2 separate regions of the Homo sapiens genome follow, and region 2 is linked to region 1. Evidence: chromatin loops called from intact Hi-C (ENCODE). Cell type or tissue: HCT116. All regions are shown on one strand.

What was found. A loop is a pair of places that touch in the nucleus more often than their neighbours do. Peaks named below come from ENCODE experiments on the same cell type or tissue, not always from the same donor. Only the 100,000 strongest peaks of a DNase experiment are listed, where the experiment ranks them.
Region 2: a loop joins it to region 1, with 6 times the contacts of the local background. A loop is called at or near these places in 4 of 110 quality-filtered maps.

The regions. Positions count from the first base shown.
Region 1 is chr10:103,480,907-103,488,906 of GRCh38, forward strand. All of the region lies in intron 3 of NEURL1-AS1 (NEURL1 antisense RNA 1), which reads right to left. Among named protein-coding and RNA genes, the nearest start is that of CALHM3, 5.7 kb to the left of the region's middle. In HCT116, CTCF peaks have their summits at 1,227 (motif pointing left), 1,429 and 4,971 (motif pointing left); DNase peaks (open chromatin) are centred at 1,185, 1,477 and 4,975; H3K4me3 peaks cover 795 bases.
Region 2 is chr10:103,251,797-103,259,796 of GRCh38, forward strand. No RefSeq gene overlaps it. Among named protein-coding and RNA genes, the nearest start is that of RPEL1, 9.9 kb to the left of the region's middle. RefSeq lists an enhancer at 2,960-3,459. In HCT116, no CTCF peak of the experiment used is centred here; DNase peaks (open chromatin) are centred at 2,946 and 3,345; H3K4me3 peaks cover 750 bases; H3K27ac peaks cover 1,285 bases.

The sequences.
Region 1 (8,000 bases):
CCACTCTAACCTTGAGAGTTCAGAAAACAATAGACAATGCTTCTGGAAGAACACTTTGAAGAAAACTGGGTCAAAGACTCCAGGCCAACCTTTTCACAGCTCCAGCCTCTGAGAGGTAAGACAGAGCTACCAGGTCAGCCTGGGTCCCTGGAGCCCTGCAGGGCAACAGGTGCTGAGTGACTGCAGCGGGGCTGACCCTTGCCGGGTATTTACAGGAAATACTTCAGTAAAGAAACAGGCCAGAAAGAAGCCCACCACAAAAGGGATATTATCTGTCAAAGAGAGGGGATGGCTTACATTTTTTTTTAAATCTCTATTTTCTGAATTGTCGACTTTTATAATAGTAGACATAATAAATCATTACTATAATCATAATAATGATTTTTAACTATTTCCAGCAAAAATCATAAAACATTTTAATTAGAAAAACATAAAAAGATAAAAGGACAAGGCAAAAAGGAGAATTCCATTTTGTTGCCTGGAGCTTGGCCCTGCTGAACTAGTAGAGAGAGAACTAGAGGCAGCAATAAATGGAGAAAGGCTTCTTTTACTCACACATATGGAAAGATATTAAATTGCAGATCTGGCCGGGCGTGGTGGCTCACGCCTGTAATCCCAGCACTTTGGGAGGCCGAGGCAGGCAGATTGCCTGAGCTCAGGAGTTTGAGACCAGCCTGGCCAACATGGCAAAACCCCATCTCTATTAAAAATACAAAAAATTAGTCGGGCATAGTGGTGCATGCCTGTAATCCCAGCTACTTGGGAGGCTGAGGCTTGAGAATTGCCTCTCTTGAGGCTGAGGCATGAGAATTGCTTGAACCCAGGAGGCGGAGGCTGCAGTGAGCCCAGATCATGCCACTGCTCTCCAGCCTGGGCAACAAAGAGAGACTAAAAATAAATTACATTTTTCTTTTTAATAATGATTTAATCTTTTTTTTTTTTTTAAAACCAGTTGTAAATATGTGTTAATTTGCAATTGGAAGATCTTTATAGAATAAATCTTTGGTACTTTCTTCATGTTATTTTGTTTTATTTTCAAATTGGAGTCTTGCAGATATATTCTTGGGGGTCTTCCAGTTTTTTTTGATCTTTGCAAAGGAGTCTGGATATTATTTGAGAAACACTGGCTTCACCGTTCTTGGAGTTCCTGTTATTGAGAGGGCTGTTTAGGACTAGATGCCCCCTACTGGAGAAACTCGTTGTATGTGATGTGTGAGAGATGTGTCTATGTACCTGTGTATGCATGTGTGTACACATGTATGTGTATGTGCGTAGTGCATGTGTACATATTTGGTGTGTGTATGCATGTGTGTTTTCATACATATGGGTGTGGCCGTCTTCCTACTTTGTATATGGTGAGTATGCCCTCCCCTGACAGTTCTTTCTTTTCTTTTTCCTTCACAGGGAAGGCATTGAACGTGCGTCCCACTTCTCAGGACTGGGAGACTGTTGTTCTGTGTGTCTAGCAGAGGGTGGTGCCCTTTCTGTCTCTCGGTGGCGTGATTCTCTGCTTCCCTGAGGACACAGGCCTTTGAGCGGTCCTGGCAGACCCGGGGAAAGCAACGTGGCACTTCTGTGGGCCCCACTCTGGTGACTCCACAGAGCCGTGTAGCCCTAAGGGCAGAGACAGGCTGGAAATGAAATGGGGCCATCTAACAGATGGCGCTGGAACAACTGGCTAGCCATTCGGGAGCAATCTCTACTTCATGCTTCATACCAAAATAATTTTCACATGGTTCAAAGATTCAACATAAAAATTAAAATCATAAAAATTCTACAGGAAAACGTAAGGGAATTTATTCATAATCAGAGGCTAAGGAAGGCCTTTGTGAACAGACCCCAGAATTTAGTAGCTGTAGAGGAGTAGATGGACAAGTAAGAGTCATAAAAACTAGACGCTTCTATGGGCAAACATACCAATAAACAAAATAAAAATAACAAACTGAAGGAAGGGTATTTGCCACACAAAGGCCTCTTTTTCTTAATTTGCAGAAGGCTCATATAAATCAATCCAAAAGACGAACAATCCTCTAGAAAAATGGGTAAAGGATTTGAACAGGTTATTTGCAAAAAAAAAAAAAAAAAAAAAAAAAGAGAGAGAGAGAGAAAAGTGACCAAACATCCTGAAAAAATTCTAATCCTCATTCATAATTAAATAAGAAATGAAACCACCAGTTGCCTTTAAAAATTGCCAAGTTGTTAGCAACTGAAAGATTGATACTTCCCAGTGTTGATGAGGCTTAAGGAAATAGCTACTTTTCATCTATGGTTGGAGTACAAATGGGTAGGTTTTTCATGGAACAGTTTAGCAATACATTTAAAGCAAAAATTTAAATACACATGCCCTTTGACTTAGTAATTACAAAGTCTGTATTCATCCCATGGGTAGCTTTGCAGAAGGAGCCATGATAAACAAACAAGAATGTTCATTATAGCTCTTTTAATGACAATCAAACTGGAAGCAATCTAAATTTCATCAACAGGGGACTGTTTAAATAAAATATGACACAGCCATAAAATGGGATCCATGCAGTCATTAAAAGAATGAAGCAGGCCAGATGTGGTGGCTCATGCCTGTAATCCCAGCGTTTTAGGATGCCAAGGCGGGCGGATCACCTGAGGTCGGGAGTTCGAGACCAACCTAGCCAACATGGTGAAACCCTGTCTCTACTAAAAATACAAAAAAATTGGCTGGGCGCGGTGGCTCACGCCTGTAATCCCAGCACTTTGGGAGGCCAAGGCGGGTGGATCACGAGGTCAGGAGATCGAGACCATCCTGGCTAACATGGTGAAACCCTGTCTCTGCTAAACAATACAAAAAATTAGCTGGGTGTGGTGGCGGGCGCCTGTAGTCCCAGCTACTCGGGAGGCTGAGGCAGGAGAATGACGTGAACCCAGGAGGCGGAGCTTGCAGTGAGCCGAGATCGCGCCAGTGCACTCCAGCCTCGGCGACAGAGCGAGACTCCGTCTCAAAAAAAAAAAAAAAAAAAAAAATTAGCTGGGCATGGTGGTGTGTGCCTATAATCCCAGCTACTCAGGAGGCTGAGACAAGAGAATCACTTGAACCCGGGAGGCGGAGGTTGCAGTGAGCGGAGATCCCACCACTGCACTCCAGCCTGGGTGCAACAGAGCGAGACTCCATCTCAAATAGTAATAATAATAATATTAAAGTATTATTATTGACATAAAACAAAATAATCAGGTTTAAATCTTAACATTGTTTCTGACTGAGGAACAGAACATGGAACTGTTTCCCTGGTTGATAATACTTTTTTTCTTTTTGAAACAGGGTCTCACTCTGTTGCCCAGGCTGGATGCAGTGGCACGATCATGGCTCACTGCAGCCTCAGCCTCCTGGGTTCAAGTGATTCTCCTTCCTCGGCCTCCCAAAGTGTTGGAATTGCAGGCATGAGCCACGGTGCCCGACCATAATATATTTTTAACTCCTGTTTTTCTAAGAAGAGATAAATAAGCCTGAATTTTAGAATATTATTTTCTCTTCCCTCTTACATGACTAAGAAACTATAAAGGTAGATTTTCTGCCCAAACGGAAATGACGTTTCCAGACCCTGAAAAGCGGGGCTGGTGCTCTGGCTAGGAGATCCTGCGACCATCGCATGTGACACTACATGTTGGGCCAAATGCAGAGACCTGGGGGCAAAGACAGGCAGGCTGCTTTGGGGGAAGAGGGCACCTGGATAGAGTTTCAGCTCTGGGGGTGATCGGGTGCACAGAGGGCCAGGCTAGGAAGCACCTCTGTTGTTGACTACACACCCTCAAGCTCTGGCCATGTAGTGACAGACGTTCCCTGGGCATCTGCGGAGTGCCAGGGGCTGGGCTTACGCAGATGCCCATACTGGGTAACTGGACACAGCCAGAGGGGCATCCCGGTGTGAGTAGCGGTGCTCTGGAGGACTGTGACTCAGCTGAAGTTTGGGGAGCCTCGGCCTCAGTCCTGGGAGAGAGTCTCTGCAGGGAGCTTTGGCCTTCTGTCCTACGGTCACCATGACAGGGAGAGCTCCTCTGCTGCCGGAGACCCCATCTCAGGATGAAAGGTAAAACGTGGCCTCAGTGAAGGGCACATACTCAGAGGGGAACATCTCAGTGATTGAAGAGGGGGCCAGTTTCCTCAACGGTATATTTTCTTTACCATGAAGTAGCCAATGGAAACTAGAAGGGTATATGTTTTCCCAGCAAAACTCTTTTCATTTTGAAAGAGGAAAAGAGCAATCCGTAAACATTTATTTATTTATATATTTTTGTTTTGAGACAGGGTCTCCCTCGCCTAGGCTGGAGTGCAGTGGCGTGATCACTGCTCGTTGCAGTCTCAACCTCCCCAGGCTCAGGTGATCCTCCTACCTCAGCCTCCTGAGTAGGTGGGTCTACAGGTGCACACCATCACACCTGGCTAATTTTTGTTTCTTTGGTAGAAATGAGTTCTCACTATGTTGCCCAGGCTGGTCTTGAACTCTTGGGCTCAAGCGATCCGCCCACCTCAGCCTCCCAAAGTTCTGAGATTACAGGCATGAGCCACCGCACCTGGCCTCATAAACTTTTTTTTTTTTTTTAGACGGAGTTTCACTCTTGTTGCCCAGGCTGGAGTGCAATAGCGCAATCTCGGCTCACTGCAACCTCTACCTCCTGGGTTCAAGCGATTTTCTTGCTTCAGCCTCCCGAGTAGCTGGGATGCACCACCCAGCTACTCAGTGGCATGCGCCACCACGCCCCACTAATTTTGTATTTTTAGTAGAGACGGCGTATCTCCATGTTGGTCAGGCTGGTCTCGAACTCCCAACCTCAGGTGATCCACCCGCCTCGGCCTCCCAAAGTGCTGGGATTACAGGTGTGAGCTACCGCGCCTGGCTCTGGTAAACATTTTTAAGGTGTTTTGAATGGCTTGAGGGCTCCCCAAAAACGTTTGTCAGAGACAAAGGGGATTCCAATGGAGTTGTAGTGTCACCTAGTGGTGGCTGGAGGGAGGAACTGGGGTGAGAGGAAGGGAGAGGCGGGACACACAGCAGGTCTGCTCTTTTGGCTATGAGAAAAACTTCCCCCAGCTATCGTCCCTGGGAAGAGAGCTGCCCTTGGGTGTGCTCTGGGACTGCTCTGGGGAAGGGTGCGTGAAAGGGAGATGTCACACTGCCAGCAGCAATTGGAGAAAAGTCTGCTCCCTGTCCTGGGTCTCACGCTAAAGGCATTTGGTGTGATTTAAGGCTGCTGGCTTCTTGGAGAGATGCCTCCTGACTCCTATTTGTCTTTCAACTTTGGCCATGAAGGAGTGTTACACTTTTATGTGGTCATATTTATCATACTTTTCTTTTATGATTCTCTGGTCTTTGTAACGTTCTTGGAAGGGCCATCCTGCCAAGTAAAGGCCACTTAAAACATCTGTGAGAGAAAAGAGGATGCTGGGGGTACTGCAGCCATTTCGAGCATCTTTCTTTGATTTTATTGTCTTTTTACTCTGTTTTGTGTTCATCAGTAGCTGTGTGCTCCCTGGCTAACTTCCAGAAAGCTGAGCTGAAGCCACCAGGCATCTTAGGTGTCCTCAAGCAGGAGGGGGCTGGTTCAGGAGCTCAGTGAGGAGGCCTCCTTTGCCACAGGTGTCTCCCTCAGGCTAGGGACGTGAAGGAATTCCACCCTGGTGCAGGCACAGTATCATGGGAATCAGGACTCAGGCTGTCCTAGGGCTGTGCCTCCACGCCTCCCCCATCAGCTCCTAGGCAAGTGACTTAGCCTCCTGAAGCCTCGGGATTTTTATTTGTAAAATAGGAATAATAATAGTAATAATAACAAGAACAAAAATAGTACCTATCTCACAGGGTTGTTTCCAGACTTAAATGAACTAATGCATCTGAAGTGCTTAGACCAAGGCCTGGGACACATGAGTAAGTGCTTCATAAATGTCACCTGTCACAGTTATCTGAGCAAGTGGCCCTGGGATAGATCAACTGATGCTGGACTTTGAAGTCAGTACACAACTGTCTCAGATGGAGACACACTGTCCTCTTTCCGACATTGGGCATTTTCTTTTTTTTCCTTTTTTTTTTTGAGATGGGGTCTTGCTGTGTTGCCCAGTCTGGAGTGCAGTGGTGGGGTCTCAGCTCACTGCAACCTCCACCTCCAGGGTTCAAGTGATTCTCTTGCCTCAGCCTCCCAAGTAGCTGGGACTACAGGCATGAGCCACCATGCCTGGCTAATTTTTCATATTTTTAGTAGAGATGGGGTTTCGCCATGTTGGCCAGGCTGGTCTCAAACTCCTGACCTCAGGTGATCGGCCCACCTCGGCCTCCCAAAGTGCTGGAATTACAGGCGTGAGTCACTGTGACCGGCCAACACTGGGCATTTTCCTTTCTGCTTCATGGAGGAACCTCCTTCCGTCCTTTCAGATACAGTCTTGGGAGTGCTTGGCCTCAGGTCTGGATTTTTTCCATGGGTGCTATGGGTACTTAAGCCTATGAACTTTTAAAGCATCTGCTTGAGACCAGAAAAAAACATTACTGTCCTCAAGTTATGAAAGGAAAACTTCAAACCAAAATTAATAAATGTTCACTTAAATGCCTTTGTTGTATCAATGTCATTGATTGCTAAATGTAGTACTCATAAACATTTCATTATATTTGAAGACAAACATAGTTTTTTTCTCACTTGGCAAGGCATCCAGCACACGCATGATTGCTTAGAAATAAAACCAGTTGTAAATTCAGTGAGTCCCTTGTCATCCAGTGATTCCAAAAGCCAAATTTGTAAAAATCCTTTCAAAATGTTTACTGCAAGAAAATGATGTTTAATGTGGAATGCGGTATATTTTAGTACATTTGGCCTGACAGGGTTGGGCTCCAAAATAAGAGTTTGGGGGTCTATGAAGACCTCACAACTGATCCTGGATTCAGGGGCCACCTCCCAGAGGGCAAGTTTGTCTGTGGGGCAGAGGAAGGGGCTGGGATTCACCCCTGCTACCTCCTTGCACAGTCACCTCTTCCAATAAGTTAGCCCTGCTTGTGTGGCAGCCAGCACTGGCCTGGTCCCCATGGGGTGTCCAGCTTTCCCCCGAGAAAGCCTGTAGGCCTTCTTTAAACACCGTCTTCACAACTAGAACATGTGACCATGTGGAGCAGTTTCCCAATGTGTAATCAATAAATGACCTGTATCATACTCTGCTCAATCTAAGTCTCAAGGGGTGAGGTCTGGGAGTCTGCATTTTAGTAACTTTCTCCCCCTCTCCCCAAGGCCTCATAGATGATTCTGATGCACGTTTAAGTTTGAGAATTATTAGTCTAGAGTGTGTGTGCACCCCAGGAGGAGGGCAAGATGATCCCTTTTTCAATATCATTAGTCTATGTTTCATAATATACATAATATGAATACAGTAGTGCATTTTTAGAAATTATAAATAAAGAAATATACATATATTGGTGTACACACTTTAAAAATTTATTACTGCTAGGGGTGCGTGATCAAAAAAGTTTGGAGCTCAGAGCAACGTGCCCAGCCCAGCTATGCGGTCAGACCTGCTGTATGTTCAGCTCTGAACCTGGGCCTGGGAGGTGGGGAACTGGGACTGGAGTGCACAAAAAGCAGAGGACAGGCTGCCCCATGGTGCTAGCAAGGAAACTGCATCTCATCAGCGCCAGGGATACAGGTAGTGCTCAATAAATGGTCACTGGGCAATGAGTGAAGCTGAATCCCAAAAATACCTGGGAATAAGATGGCATAGGGCCCATTCCATCCTAAAATGGGCAGCACAGACTTCCATCCTTCAGAGGGAGGGCCCGACAGCTTAATCCATCCATTTCTTTATTCATTCATTTATTTAATAACTAGTTATTGAGTATGCACTAGGCATCAGGCACAGGCACTCAGAGATCTACCCCTCCAACTTGTCCAGCCACCCCCTGAAGTTCAGACAGGACACCACCCTCTCCCCCGACAGCTTTTCTGATAGTCTGATTAACTATGGGCTGGTGGCTGGGTGGACATGGTGGCACATGCCTATAATC
Region 2 (8,000 bases), 230 kb before region 1:
ATCAGGCCCCTGAGACATTTAATCTTGGCTTTCAGATTGGTTTGTTTTGTGTTTGTAATGAGCTGTGATTGTGCCATTGTACTCCACCCTCTGTCACCCAGGCTGGAGTGCAATGGCACAATCACAGCTCACTGCAGCCTCAAACTCTTGGGCTCAAGTGATCTTCCCACTTCAGCCTTCCAAGTAACTAGGACTACAGCCATGTGCCATCAAGCCTGGCTAATTTTCTGTAGGAACAAGGTCTCACTGTGTGGCCCAGGCTGGTCTTGAACTCCTGGGCTCAAGTGATCTGCCCACCTTGGCCTCCCAATATGTTGGGATTACAGGCGTGAGCCATTGTGCCTGGACTTTAATTTCTTTCAGTGAAATTTTACAGTTTTCAATTTATAGGTTTTTTCTACAACTATTTTTCTTTTTTTGGAGATGGAATCTCGCTGTTGTCGTCCAGGCTGGAATGCAATGGTGCGATCTTGGCTAACTTCAACCTTCGCCTCCCAGGTTTAAGCAATTCTCCTGTCTCAGCTTCCCAAATGGCTGGGATTACAGGCGCCCACCTAATTTTTGTATTTTTAGTAGAGATGGGGTTTCACCATGTTGGCCAGGCTGGTCTCAAACTCTTGACCTCAGGTGATCTGCCCACCTTGGCCTCCCAAAGTGCTGGGATTACAGACGTGAGCCACCGCACCCAGCCCATTGCCTGATTTTTTTTTAATTATTTATTTATTTATTTATTTTAAGAGTATTGGTTAAGTTGGCCGGGCGCAGTGGCTCACGCCTGTAATCCCAACGCTTTGGGAGGCAGAGGTGAGCGAATCACCTGAGGTCAGGAGTTCAAGAACAGCCTGGCCAACATGGTGAAACCCCATCTCTACTAAAAATACAAAAATTAGCCAGGCATAGTGGTGGGCACCTGTAATCCCAGCTACTCGGGAGGCTGAGGCAGGAGAATGCCTTGAACCTGGGAGGTGGAGGTTGCAGTGAGCTGAGATCATGCCTCTACACTCCAGCCTGGGCAACAAGAGAGAAACTCCATCTCAGAAAAAAGAAAAAAAAAAAAGAGTATTGGTTAAGTATTTTGTTGGATAGTCTTCAATTTGAGTTTGTCTGACATTTTCTCATGATTAAATTGAAGTTAAGCATATTAGGAAGAATACTAATTTTTTTTTTTTTTTTTTTTTTTTTTTGAGACAGATTCTTGTTCTGTCACCCAGGCTGGAGTATAGTGGCACAATCTCAGCTCACTGCAACCTCTGCTCCTGGGTTCAAGCAATTCTCCTGCCCCAGCCTCCCAAGTAGCTGGGACTACAGGCATGCACCATGACATCCAGCTAATTTTTATATTTTTGGTAAAGATGGGGTTTCGCCATGTTGGCCAAGCTGGTCTTGAACTCCTGACCTCAAGTGATCTGCCCACCTTGGCCTCCCGAAGTGCTGGGATTATAGACATGAGCCACTGTGCCCAGCCTTTTTACTATATTTTGAGTTAATTTCTTAGTCATTGTCCTGGGAATTACAATTAACATCTTATTTAATAACAACTTAGTTTAGATAAATGCCAACTTAATTTCATTATTACACAAAAAATGTGCTCCTATATAGCTTTGGTTCCCTTTCTCCTTCTTTGTGCTATTATTGTCACACAAAATACATCTTAATACATTGTGTGCATTATCAATGCAGGTTTATAATTACTGCATTATGTACTTATCTTTTAAATAGGATAGGAAAAAATTAAACAAAATTAAACAAGAATACATTTATGCTACCTTTTATATTTACCTATGGAGTTACCTTTAATGGTTTATTTTATTTCTTCATGTAGATTCAAATTACTGTCTACTGTCATTTCAGTCTGAAAGACCTCCTCTAGGATTTCCTTTTTTGTTTTTTTGTTTTTGAGACAGAGTCTTGCTCTGTTGCCCAGTCTGGAGTGTAGTGGCGCAATCTCGGCTCACTATAACCTCTGCCTCCTAGGTTCAAGCAATTCTTATGCCTCGGCCTCCCAAGTAGCTGGGATTACAGGTGCGTGCCACTACGCCTGGCTAAGTTTTTTTTATTTTTAGTAGAGACGAGGTTTCACCATGTTGGCCAGGCTGATCTCAAATTCCTGACCTCAGATGATCCACCTGCCTCGGCCTCCCAAAGTGCTGAGATTACAGGGGTGAGCCACCGTGCCTGGCCTAGGATTTCTTATACGTCAGGTTTACTAGTGATGAAATCTTCCAGTCTTTATCTTAGAATGTTTTAATGTCTTCTTTCCCTCCTTCATTTTTGAAGAATAGTTTCGTTAGATAGAGAATTCTGGGGTGACAGGGGGTGTTTTTTTCTTTCAGCACTCTTAATATATGTCATCTTACTGCCTTTTGGCCTTTATGGTTTCTGATGAGAAATAGGATGTTAATCTTATCGAGCATCCATTGTACACGATGAGTCCTTCCTTCCTCCCTCCCTCCTTTTTTTCTTTTCTTTTCTTCCTTCCTTCCTTTTTCTTTCTTTCTTCTTTCCTTCCTTCCTTTTTCCTTCTTTCTTCCTTTCCTTCCTTTCTCTTTCTTTCTTTCTCTTTCTTTCTTCTCTTTCTCTCTTTCTCTTTCTTTCTTTTTTGTGAGACAGGGTCTCACTCTGTCACCCAGGCTGGAGTGCAGTGATCATGGCTCACTATAGCCTGGCCTCTCAGGCTCAATCAATCCTCCCACCTCAGCCTCTCGGGTAGCTGGGAATACAGACATGCACCACCATGCCCAGCTAATTTTTGTATTTTTTGTAGAGACAGGGCCTCACCATGTCTTGAACTGGTCTTGAACTCCTGGGCTGGTCTTGAACTCCTGGGCTCAAGCAATCTACCTGCCTCAGCCTCCCAAAGTGCTGGAATTACAGGCATGAATCACCACGCCCAGCCTACTTTTTTTTTTTTTTTTTTTTTTTTAAAGAAGCAAGGTCCCACTCTGCTACCCAGGCTTCAGTACAGTGGCATGATCATGCCTTGCTGCAGCCTCAAACTCCTGGGCTCAATCAATTCTTCTGCCTCAGCCTCCCAAGTAGCTAGGACTACAGGCACATGCCACTGAGTCTGGCTTTTTTTTTTTTTTTTTTTGGAGAGACAGGATCTCACTATGTATCTCAGGTTGATCTTGACCTCCTGGCCCCTCAGGTGATCCTCTTGCCTCAGTCTCCCAAACTGCTGCTGGATTACAGGCCACCATGCCCAGCTGCTTTCTTTTTTTAAATTTGAGATGGAGTCTCACTATATTACCCAAGCTAAAGTCGAACTCCTGGGCCCAAACTATCCTCCCACCTCAGCCTTCTGAGTAGCTGGGACTACAGGCATGCACACCACACCCAGCTTGTGATGAGTCACCATTGTCTTACTGATTTCAAGATTCGCTCTCCTGCCTTTGGCTTATAACAATTTGACTACGATGTGTCTTGGTGTGAATCTCTTTGAGTTTATTTTACTTGGATTTTATTGAGCTTTCCAGATGTATAGATCAATGTTTTAAATTAAATTTAGAAAGTTTTCAAGTTTTCAGCCATTATTTCTTTAAATATTCTTTCTGCTCCTTTTTTTCCTCTCCTCTCCTTCTGGAACTCCAGAAGTTCACTTAGGCTCTCTTCATATATCTTCATTCTTTTCTTTTTCTGTTCCTCAGACTTGATAATCTCAATTGATTTATTTTTAAATTCATTGATATTTTCTTCTGTCTGCTCTATCTTTTTTTTTTTTTTTAGATGGAATCTAGCTCTTTGCCTTAGCCTTTGCTTCATGCTTGTGAAGAGCCTGAAGATCAGCCAGAACACTTAGGGCATTCTCAGATCTTTCCTGAACATGTGCATAGGCCTCGGCATGCAAGTGGCTTTCCGGTTTCCCAGGGATATGTCAGTTTTTCAAAGTCCTTCTTCTCCAAAGCATCTCATTCTTCAGTCTTCTCTCCCAAGCTTTATATTAGTCTATTGTTTGCCCCAACTGTTATCCAATGCCCCAGGCAGCAATAACCAAAACATTTGCCTGTAAATATCTTCAACAAATGCTCCTTGGGTAGCCACACTCACCACTAGAGAGTTCCAAGTTAGACAAGATAAAGGTAAGCACTTGAGAAAGTCCTCCAGGGAGCCACCATACAGGTCAAAACAAAGATAAAGGTAAGCACTTGAGAAAGTCCTCCAGGGAGCCACCATACAGGTCAAAACAAAACAAAAACAATTTCTTGCGAATTAGGTCCATTCTCTTCCCTCTAGTACTGGTACCTATACTGGGACTGTAGCTATTTTCTCCAAATTCACTGCTAACCTGGGGATGGGACCAGGGTAAGTTAAAATACTACAAAGCTTGCTATTCTTACTAAGAATCAGCTGTCTTTTTTATGAAAACATTTCACTGGCTGCTGCAGGCCTTTTGGTTAGTGTCTAGAGTTCTGAAAAGTTGATTCTAACAGTTTTTTTGTTTTTTGTTTGTTTGTTTGTTTGTTTAGATGGAGTCTCGCTCTGTCGCCAGGCTGGAGTGCAGTGGCACGATCTGGGCTCACTGCAACCTCTGCCTCTCAGGTTCAAGTGATTCTTCTGCCTCAGTCTCCCGAGCAGCTGGGACTAGAGGCATGTGCCACCATGCGTGGCTAATTTTTGTATTTTTAGTAGAGACAGGGTTTCACCATGTTGGCCAGGATGGTCTCGATCTCTTGACCTCGTGATCAGCCCGCCTCGGCCTCCCAAAGTGCTGGGATTACAGGCGTGAGCCACCGTGCCCAGCCAATTCTAACAGTTTTAACCAACCTTTTGGTTGCATTTATGGAGGGATAAACTTTTGGATTTCCTTACTCTGCCATTTTTCACTGATAACACTTCAGTATTCCTTATTACTGGTAATGTTAACTTTGATCACTCAGTTAAGGTAGTGTCTGCCAAGTTTCTTCACTGCAGAGTTACTATTTTTTCTTTTTCATATGCTATTCTAGAGGTCAGCAAACCATGGCTGGAGGCCCAAATCCAGCCCACTGCCTGTTTTTATAAATAAAGTTTTATTGGCATACAGCCACATTCATTCATTCACATATTTTTTATGGCTGCTTTCATGCTACATCAGTAGGGGTGAGTTGTTGCAAAAGAGATCATATGGCTTAAACAGCCTAATATATTTCCTATTTGGGTCTACGCTGACCCCTGCATGATTTGTTAGAAGTGCACCACTAAATCAGCCCACACTTAAGGGAAGGAGAATTAAGCTTTCCATTGTGGAGGGAGGGGTATCAAAACATTTGGGGACATATGTTAAAAACAAGATAATTAATGCATATTTGGAGGTTTATACTTAGATGCTATGTAAATATCCTGGTCCTCCTTAGAGTTTTGCCCACTAATATTAGCTTCATCAGTGGACTTTATCTGCAGCAATTATTACTGTGGTGTTCTAATTTTCTGTTTCCTTCATTCCCATTTTTTTTTTTTTTTTTTTTTTTTTTTTTGGAGACAAAGTCTCACTCTGTCACCCAGGCTAGAGTGCAGTGGCATGACCTCTGCTCACCTCAGCCTCCACTTCCTGGGTTGAAGCGATTCTCCTGCCTCAGCCTCCTGAGTAGCTGGGATTACAGGTGTCTGCCACAATGCCCAGCTATTTTTTTTGTTTGTTTTTTAAGGACAGAGTCTCACTCTGTCACCCAGGCTGGAGTGCAGTGACGCCATCTCAGCTCACTGCAACCTCTGCCTCCCGGGTTCAAGCAATTCTCCTGGCTCAGCCTCCTGAGTAGCTGGGATTACAGGTGGCCACCATCACGCCTGGCTAACTTTTGTATTTTTAGTAGAGACGGGGTTTCACCATATTGGCCAGATTGGTCTCAAACTCCTGACCTCAGGTCATCCTCTGGCTTCGGCCTCCCAAAGTGCTGGGATTACAGGAGTGAGCCACCGCGCCTGGCATATAGTTTTAAAGAAGATTTTAAATAGCCTTATAAACTGGGAAAAGAAACCCATAGTTCAGGAGTTGAGGCACTTTCTCTTGGTGTAGAGACAACTGGTGCAATGGAGAACACAGTACAAGGTCTTGAGTTAGAAACCTAAATTTATGACCTTGGGCAAGTCCCTTGACCTCTCTCCCTTTTTTACTTTTATCCACAGAATAAAAATATCAATGGTCACCTCACAGGATTCTTGTGAAAATGTTGTTTATATTAGGAAGTAGGATGTAAATGCTAGATTCTTTGGTAATGCACATCCTTTACTCTCACTTTCTTCTTCACTTTCTTTCCTTCCCACTTTCCTTCTTTTTTTCTGGTCCTACCTTTTTTCTCCTCTGTCTGTGTTTTGGGCCCACCAGGGGCCCCCTATAGCACTACAAGTGAAACCAGTGGGGTCTAAGTCATAACACTTCTTATAAAGAAGGATTGCACCAGGACCAGCCCACATAGCCAAATTCCTTTTTCTGTTGTCCCCAGAAAGCCACGTTAAGGACTCCCTTGCTGTTCTAAGCAGACTGCTTCTTTCACACATTTCCTCCCACCACCCAATGAAGGGCAGGGGCTGTGCTTTACATATTACATCTTTGTAACCCCCTCCCCTCCCTTACTGCACAAGGCTTTCCAAATAGTCTTTAGATGTCAACCTTGGATGCAGATTTTAACACACACATATTCTGCATTTTTTTTTTTTTTTTGAGACGGAGTTTCGGTCTTGTTGCCCAGGCTGGAGTGCAATGGCGTGATCTCGGCTCACTGCAACCTCTGCCTCCTGGGTTCAAGTGATTCTCCTGCCTCAGCCTCCCAAGTAGCCGGGATTACAGGCATGTGCCACCACGCCTGGCTAATTCTGTTTTTTTTTTTTAGTAGAGACAGGGTTTCACCATGTTGGCCAGGCTGGTCTCAAACTCCCGACCTCAGGTGATCTGCCTGCCTCGGCCTCCCAAAGTGCTGGGATTACAGGCATGAGCCACCATGCCTGGCCCATATTCTGCATTTTAATACACATTCTACATGTTGCCAGTAGATATTTGATATGGCTTGGCTCTGCCCCCACCCAAATCTCATCTTGAATTCCCACATGTTATGGGAGGAACATGGTGGGAGGTGATTGAATCATGGGGGTGGGTCTTTCTTGTGCTGTTCTGATGATAATGAGTAAGTCTCACAAGATCTGATGGTTTTAAAAAATGGGAGTTTCCCTGAACAAGCTCTCCACTCTTGTCTGCTGCCATGTGAGACATGCCTTTTACCTTCCGCCATGATTGTGAGGCCTCCCCACCCATGTGAAACTGTAAGTCCAATAAACCTCTTTCTTTAGTAAATTGTCCAGTCTCGGGTATGTCTTTATCAGCAGTGTGAAAATGGACTAATACAGTAAATTGGTACCGAGAGTGGGGTGCTACTGAAAAGATACCCGAAAATGTGGAAGCAACTTTGGAACTGGGTAACAGGCAGAGGTTGGAATAATTTGGAGGGCTCAGAAGAAGACAGGAAAATGTGGGAAAGTTTGGAACTCCCTAGAGACTTGTTGAATGGCTTTGACCAATATGCTGATAATGATATGGACAATGAAATCCAGGCTGAGATGGTCTCAGATGGAGATGAGGAAGTTATTGGGAACTAGAGCAAAGGTGACTCTTGTTATGTTTTAGCAAAGAGACTGGTGGCATTTTGCCCCTGCCCTGGAGATTTGTGGAACTTTGAACTTGAGAAAGGTGATTTAGGGTTTCTGGCAGAAGAAATTTCTAAGCAGCAAAGCATTCAAGAGGTGACTTGGGTGTTGTTAAAAGCATTCAGTTTTAAAAGGGAAACAGAGCATAAAAGTTTGCAAAATTTGTAGTCTGACAAGCAATAAAGAAGAAAAACCCATTTTCTGAGGAGCAATTCAAGCCAGCTGCAGAAATTTGCTTAAGTAATAAGGAGCCTAATATTAATCTCTGACAGTGGGAAAAATGTCTCCAGGGCAGGTCAGAGGTCCTCACAGCAGACCCCCCACCCCCAATCACAGGCCTGGAGGTTTAGGAGAAAAAAAATAGTTTAGTGGGCCAGGCCCAGGGT